2 separate regions of the Homo sapiens genome follow, and region 2 is linked to region 1. A link is an interaction called in ENCODE POLR2A ChIA-PET data of the cell type or tissue named here. Cell type or tissue: OCI-LY7. All regions are shown on one strand. Each heading gives the region's core, and the rest is flanking DNA. Links, peaks and the distances in the headings are about the cores only.

The links. ChIA-PET counts read pairs that join two places held together with the same protein. Peaks named below come from ENCODE experiments on the same cell type or tissue, not always from the same donor. Only the 100,000 strongest peaks of a DNase experiment are listed, where the experiment ranks them.
Region 2: POLR2A ChIA-PET joins it to region 1 with 10 read pairs; 11 of 35 experiments call an interaction of 5 or more read pairs at or near these places.

What each region holds. Positions count from the first base shown.
Region 1 is chr15:68,220,036-68,226,786 of GRCh38, reverse strand. The region is part of intron 1 of CLN6 (CLN6 transmembrane ER protein); the gene reads left to right. Among named protein-coding and RNA genes, the nearest start is that of CLN6, 6.3 kb to the left of the region's middle. In OCI-LY7, for the core only: no CTCF peak of the experiment used is centred there; a DNase peak (open chromatin) is centred at 1,746; H3K4me3 peaks cover 1,324 bases; H3K27ac peaks cover 1,556 bases.
Region 2 is chr15:68,061,407-68,067,294 of GRCh38, reverse strand. All of the region lies in intron 1 of PIAS1 (protein inhibitor of activated STAT 1), which reads right to left. Among named protein-coding and RNA genes, the nearest start is that of PIAS1, 10 kb to the right of the region's middle. In OCI-LY7, for the core only: no CTCF peak of the experiment used is centred there; no DNase peak of the experiment used is centred there.

The DNA.
Region 1 (6,751 bases), core at 1-4,000:
GACCCTTGAGATACGATCTACTGGCCAGGTGTGGTGGCTCATGCCTGTAATCCCAGCACTTTGGGAGGCCGAGATGGGCGGATCAGGAGGTCAGGAGTTCAAGACCAGCCTGACCAACATGGAGAAACCCTGTCTCTACTAAAAATACAAAAATTAGCCAGGCATGGTGTCATGCGCATGTAGTCCCAGCTACTCGGGAGGCTGAGGCAGGAGAATTACTTGAACTCAGGAGGCGGAGGTTGCGGTGGGCCAAGATCGCGCCATTATACTCCAGCCTGGGCAACAAGAGTGAGACTCCGTCTCAAAAAAGAAAAAAAAGGGATAGGATCTACTATTATCTCCATTTTACAAATGAGGACATTAAGGCCCAAGAAGTTAAGTGACTTGCTCAAGATCTGGTTAGTGGCAGAGCTGGGATATGAACCCAAACAGTCTCCAAAGTCCAGACTCTTTTTTTTTTTTTTTTTTGAGATGGAGTCTCACACTGTTACCCAGGCTGGAGTGCAGTGGCATGATCTCAGCTCACTGCAATCTCCGCCTCCCGGGTTCAAGCGATTCTCCTGCCTCAGCCTCCCAAGTAGCTGGGATTACAGGTGCTCGGCACCACGCCCAGCTAATTTTTTGTATTTTTAGTAGAGACGGCGTTTCACCATGTTGGCCAGGCTGGTCTCAAACTTCTGACTTTGTGATTCACCCGCCTCAGCCTCCCAAAGTGCTGGGATTACAGGCCTGAGCCACCGCGCCCAGCCAAGTCCACACTCTTAAAAACTACACTCAACTGCTATTTCTTGGTTTATTTTATTTTATTCTTTTTTTGAGATGGAGTTTCACTCTTGTCCCCTAGGCTAGAGTGCAGTGGTGCCATCTTGGCTCACTGCAACCTCCACCTCCAGAGTTCAAGCAATTCTGCCTCAGCCTCCCGAGTAGCTGGGATTACAGGTGCCCACCATCACGCCCATCTAATTTTTGTATTTTTAGTAGAGATGACGTTTCACCGTGTTGGCCAGGCTGGTCTCTAACTCCTGACCTCAGGTGATCCACCTGCCTTGGCCTCCCAAAGTACTGGGATTACAGGCATGAGCCACTGCGCCCAGCCTTTGATTCCTTTTAGAAAAAAGGAAAAATTTTAAAAATTAGCCATGTGTGACAGCACATGCCTTTCTGTGGTCCCAGCTACTCAGGAGGCTGAGATGGGAGGATTGCTTGAGCCTGGGAGGTCAAGGCTGCAATGAGCCATGACTGTGTCACTGCACTCCAGCCTGGGTGACAGAGCAAGACCTTGTCTCCAAAACTAAAATAAAAAGATGATATTAGTCCCCTACCCTAAACTTTAGCTTTCCTCACCCCTTCCTACAATTTCTGTCCTCTGTTTTCATGTTATCAAAGTAGACTATAATTATCTGCTGCTTTAAAACCGTAATTATCTTCCATGTTTTATCTGTGGATTGACTCTAAACATTGAAAATTAATATAAAATGTGTATGTTATTTAAGCCATGTATTTAATAAATATTGTTCCAACAGAGCCAAATAATGTTTAACAGTTACATTTGCTTTCTTATGTTACTTTTGTTTTTCTTGGAGTTTCTAGTTGCCTTTCTTTATTCTCTCATTATATTTGCCTTCATTTCCTTAGTTTTTTTTCTGTTCAAGCTTTTCATTGTCTTGTATGTCACCATTCTTTAAATAGAAGCAAAATTAGTCTCTCTGTGGTCCCCATTTGTGGGTTACCGCTTGACTTGTTCAGGATGAAACCCCTTCCTTTTCTGCCAGGCAGCCCTGCAGATGCTGCTGACTGCCTTGAGGATTTTAAGTGTATGGCATGCACTCCTCAACTGTCGTGGTGTCATTGTCCCCATATGGTAGACTTGGAAAGCTGGGAAGGAGAGAAGAGTCTAACCTTGTTTCAGGTTATCTGCCATTGTGCCATCACCATTGTTTTCAGCAGCATTTGCTAGTGATTGAGACCTAGCTGGCACAGGCTGGGGGCTCAGTGTGCTAAGTCTGTGGAGCCAGGAACTTGGGACAGGGTTGAGGTTGCTCATCCTCAGGACATGAGCTGGGGGAGAGGATGCCTTTACCATTCCATGATCTGCCTCCCGTGGGCAGAGTTCCAGGAGAAGAAAACCAGGCAGGTGCTGATTAATCTTTTTTTTTTTTTTTTTTTTTGAGACAGAGTCTTTTTGTATTGCCCAGGCAGTGCAGTGGTGCCATCTCAGCTCACTGCAACCTCTGCCTGTGAGGTTCAAGCAATTCTCATGCCTCAGCCTCCCCAGTAGCTGAGATTACAGGTGTGCACCACCATGCTGGGCTAATTTTTGTATTTTTAGTAGAGACGGAGTTTCGTCATGTTGGTCAGGCTGGTCTTGAATGCCTGGCCTCATGTGATCTGCCCAGCTCACCCTCCCAAACTGCTGGGATTACAGGCATGAGCCACTGTGCCCAGTCTAATCTTGATTTGCAAGCTGGTTGCTGAGTGTCCACTCTGTGTGCCTGCTTTTTTTTTTTTTTTTTTTTTTTTTGCAATAAGGTCTTACTCTGTCACCCAGGCTAAAGTGCAGTGGTACGGTCATAGCTCACTGCAGCCTTGACCTCCCAGGCTTAAGTGATCATCCTGTTTCTGCCTCCTGAGTAGCTGGAACTACAGATGTGTGCCACCATACCCAGTTAATTTTTAATTTTTAATTTTTAATTTTTTAGAGTTGTTTTTTGTTGTTGTTGTTGTTGTTGTTGTTTTCTTTTTGAGACAGTTTCACTCTTACTGCCCAGGCTGGAGTGCAATGGCGTGATCCTGGCTCACTGCAACCTCCGCCTCCCAGGTTTAAGTGATTGTCCTGCCTCAGCCTCCCAAGTAGCTGGGATTACAGGCGCACACCACCAAGCCTGGCTAATTTAGTATTTTTATATAGAGACAGGGTTTCACTGTGTTGGCCAGGCTGGTCTCGAACTCCTGACCTCAGGTGATCTGTACACCTCAGCCTCCCAAAATGCTGGGAGTACAGGCATGAGCCACTGGGCCCAGCCCCCCTCTTTTTTTTTTTTTCCTGTCCTACTAAGTTAGGCTGGACTAATGACAGGGATTCTCATTGACCAAGGTGCTTCCTGAGGTGGAGGAGGAGGTAGTCACTGAGCCTCTAGTGTATGCTGGGTACACATAACTTCCAGATACACACATCTAAGTGTTCATGCTTCCAAAATCCCTTTATTCCTCGTACCGAACATCCTACTTTTTGCCAAGTTTGGAGGTATCAGAGCAAGAAACTGAAGGCTGTTACCTCTTTCGCCACCCAAGTTCTCTGGGCCTGGAGGTTATCACTCTCTGCTTTTTGAGGCCTTACCCTGATGGCTACTGAGGAAGGAGCTGGGTGGGGCCTCTGTGTTGGTCACTCGTCTCAGACCACTGAGCAGTCCTCAGGGTTACTGGCTATCTGTCCAGTCTGAAGATCGAGCCGCCCGTCCCTTCTCTTTCTCTGGCTCCAGTAAGCCAGGCATCTCAGCTCCATGCAGAACCTTCTTCACTTCCACCTCCAGGCCTTTACCCTGCTTTCCTGCTTTTCTGCCTAGTTAGATTCATCCATCCGTGCTTTGAGGCTCCCTTCCCTCATGCAAGCTTTGTGTATTGCCCTAGGCCACGCTGATCCTTTTCTTTTTTTTTTTCAGTATTTATTGATCATTCTTGGGTGTTTCTCAGAGAGGGGGATGTGGCAGGGTCATAGGATAATAGTGGAGAGAAGGTCAGCAGATAAACACGTGAACAAAGGTCTCTGGTTTTCCTAGGCAGAGGACCCTGCAGCCTTCCTCAGTGTTTATGTCCCTGGGTACTTGAGATTAGGGAGTGGTGATGACTCTTAACGAGCATGCTGCCTTCAAGCATCTGTTTAACAAAGCACATCTTGCACCACCCTTAATCCATTTAACCCTGAGTGGACACAGCACATGTTTCAGAGAGCACGGGGTTGGGGGTAAGGTTATAGACTAACAGCATCCCAAGGCAGAAGAATTTTTCTTAGTACAGAACAAAATGGAGTCTCCTATGTCTACTTCTTTCTACACAGACACAGTAACAATCTGATCTCTCTTTCTTTTCCCCACATTTCCCCCTTTTCTTTTTGACAAAACTGCCATCGTCATCATGGCCCATTCTCAATGGTCGCTGTCTCTTCGGAGCTGTTGGGTACACCTCCCAGACCGGGCGGCCGGGCAGAGGCACTTCTCACTTCCCAGACGGGGCGGCTGGGCAGAGGCGCTCCTCACTTCCCAGACGGGGCGGCCAGGCAGAGGTGCTCCACACCTCCCAGACGGGGCGGCCGGGCAGAGGCGCTCCTCACCTCCCAGACGGGGCGGCCGGGCAGAGGCGCTCCTCACATCCCAGACGATGGGCAGCCGGGCAGAGACGCTCCTCACCTCCCAGACGGGGCGGCCGGGCAGAGGCGCTTCTCACCTCCCAGACAGACGATGGGCAGCCAGGCAGAGGCGCTCCTCACTTCCTAGACGGGGTGGCGGCCAGGCAGAGGTGCTCCTCACTTCCCAGATGGGGCGGCCAGGCAGAAGGGCTCCTAACCTCCCAGACGGGGCGGCTGGGCAGAGGTGCTCCTCACCTCCCAGATGGGGCGGCCGGGCAGAGGGGCTCCTCACCTCCCAGACGGGGCGGCCGGGCAGAAGGGCTCCTCACATCCCAGACGGGGCGGCCGGGCAGAGGGGCTCCTTACTTCCCAGACGGGGTGGCCGGGCAGAGGCGCTCCTCACATCCCAGACGATGGGCAGCCGGGCAGAGGCGCTTCTCACCTCCCAGACAGGGCAGCCGGGCAGAGGGGCTCCTCACTTCCCAGACGGGGCAGCTGGGCAGAGGCGCTCCTCACTTCCCAGACGGGGCGGCCGGGCAGAGGCGCTCCTCACATCCCAGACGATGGGCAGCCAGGCAGAGGCGCTCCTCACTTCCTAGACGGGGCAGCTGGGCAGAGGCGCTCCTCACTTCCCAGACGGGGCGGCCGGGCAGAGGCGCTCCTCACATCCCAGACGATGGGCAGCTGGGCAGAGGCGCTTCTCACCTCCCAGATGGGGTGGCCGGGCAGAGGGGCTCCTCACATCCCAGACGATGGGCGGCCAGGCAGAGACGCTCCTCACTTCCTAGATGGGGTGGCGGCCGGGCAGAGCCTGTAATCTTAGCACTTTTGGAGGCCAAGGCAGGCGGCTGGGAGGTGGAGGTTGTAGCGAGCCGAGATCACGCCACTGCACTCCAGCCTGGGCAACATTGAGCATTGAGTGAGCGAGACTCCGTCTGCAATCCCAGCACCTCGGGAGGCCGAGGCGGGCAGATCACTCGAGGTCAAGAGCTGGAGACCAGCCTGGTCAACACGGCGAAACCCCGTCTCCACCAAAAATACAAAAACCAGTCAGGTGTGGCGGCGTGTGCCTGCGATCCCAGGCACTCGGCAGGCCGAGGCAGGAGAATCACGGGAGCCCGAGGCAGGGAGGTTGCAGGGAGCTGAGATCACGGCAGTACAGTCCAGCCTCAGCAACAGAGGGAGAAGGAAGAAGCGAGGGAGAGGGGGAGGGTTGGGGGAGGGGGGAGGGAGATCCCTTTCTAACCTGATCTCCTGATAAGCCTAGTAATCAAAAACAGAATAGCAAGCTGTTGGCCAGACATGGTGGCTCACAGCTGTAATCCCAGCACTATGGATGGCTGATGTGGGTTGATTATTGAGCCCAGGAATTTGAGGCCAGCCTGGGCAACATAGTGAGACCTCATCTCTACAAAAAATAATAATAATAATAATAATAATAATAAAATAAAATTAGCTGGGCATAGTGGCATGCACCTGTGGTCCCAGTTACTCAGGAGACTGAGGTGGAAGGAATGCTTGAGCCTGGGAGGCCAAGGCTGCAGTGAGCTGTGATCACACCACTGTACTCCAGCCTAGGTGACCCTGTCTCCAAAAAACAAAACAAAAAAACAGAATAGCAAGCTATTAAGAGCACAGGTCTTGAATTAACATAAACCCAGGTTTGAATTGTGTGTGTTATTCAGGACGACTGGGTTGCAAGTGACAGAAAGCCAGTGTGAACTGCACCATCCTTAGCAAAAAGGAATGTGTTGGCTCATATGGCCAGATCATGAACTGGCAACATGAACACTGTCAGCACTTTTTCTCCCCCTTTCCCTGATCCTCTCTGCGAGGCTACTTCATTCTTACCTGGATGTCCCTTGAGGGTGGAACCTTGGCTGTAGGCAGTCCTGGGCTTGCACCCTTAGAACCCAGCACTATAAAGGAAGGAGCTCTTTTCCTCACCTGCAGTTGGAAAAGTCCCACTGGGCCAGTCTAGATCACTGGCCCTTCCTGTGGCTAAGAAAATATCATGTCTTACCAGAAGAAGCAGTGGGTGGGAAATAGGCTGACAAAAGGAATTGTTGCCACAGCTCCTTACTACACGGGTGGCTTTGGCTAAGCACCTAATCCCTCTAAGCCTCAGTATCCTCATCTGTAAAGCAGATGCGTGGATTAGATGAGATAGTGCAGGTAAAGACCTAGCATTGCACATAGTTGGTGTTCAGTGAGGGGGTGGAAGATACCGAGTAGAGGGGACAGGAAGACTTAGCTGACCTAGGGAAGGCCTACCCAACCTGTCTTGCCTGCCACTAGAAAATGAGATTTCTCCCAAGAGCTTGCCTCCCTGTCCTGGGGTACTCTACCAGCCAGTATGGATCATCCTTGGAACTGGCAGGAAGGGATCTCAGAAAATTAGGGAAGCAA
Region 2 (5,888 bases), core at 69-4,068, 160 kb after region 1:
CAGGGGGCAAGGTACAAGGGGGCTGTTAGAAAATCTGAACATACAGGATGGTTACACCCTCAGGTCTCCTCTAACTAAATATCCATGAGACAACTTCCCTACCATGCCCACTAGCCTCTCGTAACACAAGAGGCCAGAGGATTACTGGAACAACTGAACCAGAGAGGCTCCAGACTCAGACCAGCATGGAACTAAGATCAAGGGTGAGGCACAAATCTAAAAGTGGAGATTAAGCAAAGTCTGCATACTCATAAGTGGGACACCTTTATCCTGCCTTGTTCCCCAAACATTATCAGCCAGGTAAGTAGCCTCAACAAGAGATTATAGAATTCCTCTCGGGAAAAAATGGACAGACCAGACCTACTCACACTTAGAAGACCATTAATCTCATTCCTGGGACTATCTAAATTCAGAGGTGAAGACTAATGGCAATTCTAAAATTCATGTTCTTTTCCCTGATTATGATTCAATTAGACACAAAATACTATACTTTTTTTTTAAAGGTCTTTAACCTTTAAGATGCTACCTGATTTTGAAATCACATATTAGAATAACTTCTGGGACAAAAATATTCCTTTTCCAGTCTTACTTTGACACCCTGGGGAAAGATGTTTAAGGAACAGAGGCTGAAGTTTTTCACACACCACTCTAAAGAAATGCAGAAAGAAACTGAAAAGCATTCAGAGTCTTACAATTTCTAGGTCCTGTTTCAAGTTTATCCCACAAAAGGGAAAGGAAAAAAACAAAATAGGTAGAATGCAAATCAATCATATATATTTGGTAAGAGCTAAGCTCTGCTGGAGAGGAAGTTCTTGGCTAATATTAAGTTAGGGAATTTTTCATTTATTCATATGATTCTTATATTTTACTACAGAAAAAGCAATCAGGCCAGGCATGGTGGCTCACACCTGTAATCCCAGCACTTTGGGAGGCTGAGGCAGGTGGATGATCTGAGGTCAGCAGTTCAAGACCAGCCTGGCCAACATGGTGAAAGCCCATCTCTACTAAAAACACAAATATTAGCTGGGCACAGTGGTGCGCATCCTACTCGGGAGGCTGAAGCAGAAGAATTGCTTGAATCCAGGAGGCGGAGGTTGTGGTGAGCCGAGATCATGTCACTGCACTCCAACCTGGGCAACAGAGCGAGACTCTGTCTCAAAAAAAAGAAAAAAGAAAAAACATAACCTTGAAAAAATTAAGTTATATATTTCCCACACCATTACTGATTACAAGTACTTCAAGCCAGGTGCAGTGGCTCAACACCTTGAATTCCAACACTTTTAGGAGGCTGAGGCATGAGGATCACATGAGTCTGAGAGCAGCCTGGGCAACACAGCAAGACCCTATCTCCAAAAAAAAAAAAAAAAAAAAAAAAAAAAGCTTTTAGTCAGCTGAGCATGGTGGCAAGCACCTGAAGTCCTAGCTACTCAGGAGGCTGAGGTGGAAGGATCATTTGAGCCCAGGAGTTCGAAGCTGCAGTGAGCCATGATCATACCACTGCACTCCAGCCTGGGCAAGAGAGGGAGACCCTGTCTCCAAAAAAAAAAAAAAAAAAAAAGTACTTCAAGCACATTCGTTCAGTGCAATGCAAGCTACTACCGTTTAGCATTACTTACAGAGATGCAGGATTTAATTAAATAACTCTGCTTAGCAAACTGCCTTGTAAGAGATCACTAGAAATAAATTTTTTCTTTTTTTTTTTTTTTCTCGAGACAGGGTCTCACTCTGTCACCCAGTTGGAGTGCAGTGGATCTCAGTTCACTGCTACCTCTGTCTCCCAGGATCAAAAAATCCTACCACTTCAGCCTCCCAAGCAGCTGGAACCACAGGTGCGCATCAACATGCCCAGCTAATTTTTTGTATTTTTGGTAGAGATGTGGTTTTGCCATGTTGTCCAGGCTGGTCTGGAACCCCTGAGCTTAAGCACTCTGCCTGCCTAGGTCTCCCCCAAAGCACTGGAATTACAGGTGTGAGCCACTGCCCCCAGCCTTATTTTTCCTTTTAAGTTATAAAAAATACCATGAGTGGGAAGGTGAAAGGGATCGTCCCATTTTAAATTAGGCACTGCTGTACTGTAAATTTTAAATTTTAAAAAAGATCAAGTTTTCAAAGTTTTTGCTCTTGGGACTCTTGAAAGTGGAGGACCATCCCCCCCGCAAAAAAACTTTATGTCGATTAAATCTATCAATATTTACTGTATTTGCAGTTAAAGCAGAAAACTTTAAAAGATTTGTCATTTAAAAAAAAATAATAGCTGGGCATGGTGTCTCACGCCGTAATCCTAACACTTTGGGAGGCCGAGGCAGGCGATCACTGGAGCCCCCGACTTCGAGACCAGCCTGGGCGACATGGCAAAGCCCATCTCAAAAAACAAATTAATTAATTAATCCATTACTTGTTAACATAAATCTCATATTTAAAAAATATTTTTAATAAAAATTAGAAGACTATCATGGTTTTACATTTTTGCAAATCTCTTTAACATCTAGCTTAATAAAGACATCTTGATTCTCACATCTACTTTTCCATTCAATCTGTGTATTAGATTGTTTTGGATGAAGAATATAAAGGAAATCTAGCCTTATGAAGCTCTATAGAGTTGGGAAAAAATAGAGTATTTTTATTAAAATGCTCTAGCCTTTTCAGATAACTTTCGATATTCTTTGATCCTTCACCAAAACACAACAAATGGCAGGTTCTTAAAGGCTGCTGCAACGCAGGAATCTGAAACCGTATCAATGAATATTTCCCACTCTGATAAACTGAAATTCATTGGTCTATCTTCCATTTCCAATGGATCTTTTTATCCAGGCATGATTTTGTAATATCATGCATTGGTTATTTGGAAAATATTAGTTCACTGAGTTATGCAGTTCTTCCAAATGTTGACATATTTCACTATGCAACTTCAACATAACACATTCATTAATATCACACTGATCTTATCAAAAAAGTCAAGTATTGGGAAACTGTCAAGCTCACAGTGGCAAATACATGTCTTCCAAAGTTCTATTTTCATTTGAAAGCTTAAATTTTATCATTAGTAACAAATATTGTCAGTTGTTTTCCCTGTAGTGACAGGCACACTTTGTTTATTTTCATGAAAATGTATGCCAAATACCCTAGTCTGTATAACCATACTTTGCCAGCCATTTTTTCAAGTAAAAATGGTATTCCATTTAAAAAGCTCACAACTCAACTGCACAAGTTCTTTTCCTTGAGTTAACCATCAGATTTGATATTCAATAAAAGTGTTTTACAGGTACTTTTCATTTCATCATACAAAATATATTTTTAAATGTACTCAAGGATTGAGATACAATAAAATTAGTAAGTTTTATTGCTTCATCAAGGACATAAAGTTTAACTGGCATTTTTTTTTTTAATTCCAAGTGCACAGTGATGAAGAACACAACTACTAGTACAATTTAGTACCAATGCCTTAATTTGTGCCAAGGTGCTGGCAGTTTTACCCACCACTGATTTTGCAAATGTCAGCACGTAAATAATGCCTATTATTAGGAAAATCATTTTGACCTGGAGAACCCTCAGAAAAACTTCGGGGAACCACCAGAGGCCTGAGAAATAGACTTTGAAAACCTCTGTAAGAACTGATGCATTACTTGTATAATTTTTAAAAAGATAATTTTTAGTAAACATTCCGCTATAACAGAAATATTTAAATAAATATACACACATATGTGATAATATATTAAAATCACCAATAACCTGGTACCTCATACACAGCAGATACCCAAAAATATAATAAATAACAGAATGTGATAAATAATTCTTTAATAAATAACAATTACTGAGAATCTACTATAAGCCAGTTTCTGAGCCAGTTCTGTGCCTCTTCAGTCCCCTTCTTGGGTAACTTACAGAAGCCCATAGACCAGAATGATGATTTTAACATATGAGAAAAAATATTTACTCTGAAATCTTTCCAATCTTTAAGATTAGACTTGCATGACTGCAAGAAAAAGTCTTAAAATTCACCATAAAGCACAAGATAGCATGTTAAGTTCTATTTTAAGCACTATGCCATGAGCTTTTTTAAAAACAGGCTTGCTCACATTCAGAAACCCAAATACAAAATGAATTGCTTTGGCTGAGCACTGCCAGAACTGCATAAAGACCCTGCATTCCATTTCTCCTCAAGCTATACAACCCTTACCTGTGATGTTTTCATTCCTATTGTTAAGTGAAACTCCAGCATTAATACTACAGAGGTTACATTAAATGTGGCAATTATTTTTTTAAAAAAACCAGTAGTGTATAGCAAAACCATCAAAACAAGTTGTTAAGAACTTTTAACCATATACACTGATAAATTCAAGAGGTAAATCTCTATAAACATACATAGGAAATATTACACACTGTTAAAAAGAATGAGACCATCTCATTGTCTGGACATGTCATGGAAAGATCTTCACTATCTATTGTAAAAAAAAGCAAACTGTAGGATGCTACATATGGTATGGTCTCACAGTTTTAGAAAAGATATTTATGTACATGTACATTCACTTAAGTTCCTTCTATGTGCCTAGTTTTGTTCTCATCTAGACATACACACACACAATAAATTAAAAATATTATACAGACATACACATTTAAATGCCCATGCAGAGAAAAAAATGAATACAAGACCAGACACAAAAAGTGACATATTTTTATTCCATTTATATTAAATGCCCAAAATAGGCAAGTCTACAGAGACTCAAAATAGATTATCAGTCGCCTAGGGCTAAGAGTGAGGTAAGGTTTGGGAAGGGGATGATGCTAAAAGGATGTAGGGTTGCTTTTCGAGGTGAAAAAATATTCTAGAACTGATTGTGGTTAATGGTTACACAACTTTGTGAATATACCAAAAACTACCTGACTGTGCACTTTAACGAGGTGAACTGTAATGGGATATGTTAATTTTATCTCAATAAAGCTGTCACCTCCCCCTGCCCACCCAAATAAGAATACACAGATATACACCAAAATGATTCCCTCTAAGAATGAAGATGATGAGGTCTTTCCATTTTTACCCTATTTACTGTTAGATCATTACAATGAGAAGTGTAGTCACTTATTATCTCTATAACTTAAAATAATGTAAAAGGTAAATCTAAAACAGCCCTTGATAAATTATTCTGGATTTAATGTTATTCAAGTTCATCTAAGCAGCAGCAAGAAAAAAGAGCGAAGATATGACCCTAAAAATATTTTCAATTTAGATTGTCTTATAGACAAGAGTATCAGGCCCCAGTCTCTGACAGAAACAAATCTTAAACATAATTTGTTCATCTGACACATGTATATTAAAAACACCTATTGTGTCCACAGGGTAGGGATGGGAGAATGGGGGGTGTACAAACAGAACACCAGCCAACAAAAAGACGCAAACTAACAGCTCTGGCTTTAAGTTAAGGGCTTTTGCTATACAGCTGAAGAGACAAAACACACACACAAAGTGGAATGGGGCCAGACAATAGAAAATCTTGAATACTAGACTGAGAACTAAGTCTTTATCCAGTTTTCGATAGAAAGCCATTCAAAGTTTTTATAGATAGGAGTGACAGAATGAAAGGAGTGTTTTGGTGAAATTAACCCGGCAACCAAAGCGGGTAAACTGAAAGCAGTGAATAGCAAAAAAGGTAAAAAAGAGATTAAGTTTTCAAAAATAGGAACGTTTACAACAGTCCTATGAGAGTTACTGATATCTCCATCATTAGTTAATATTCAAAGGATTTATGTTTGTTTTGTTTGCTTGATCTAAAGAAAAGCTGAAAAATAAAAAGGTGGTTTCTTCATTTTGACGAATTTTAGAAGTTCATAGCTAAGAATGAAGACTTACCAGAAAACTCTGAAGGAAGGGTTCTAGGGAATTTTCTTTTCAT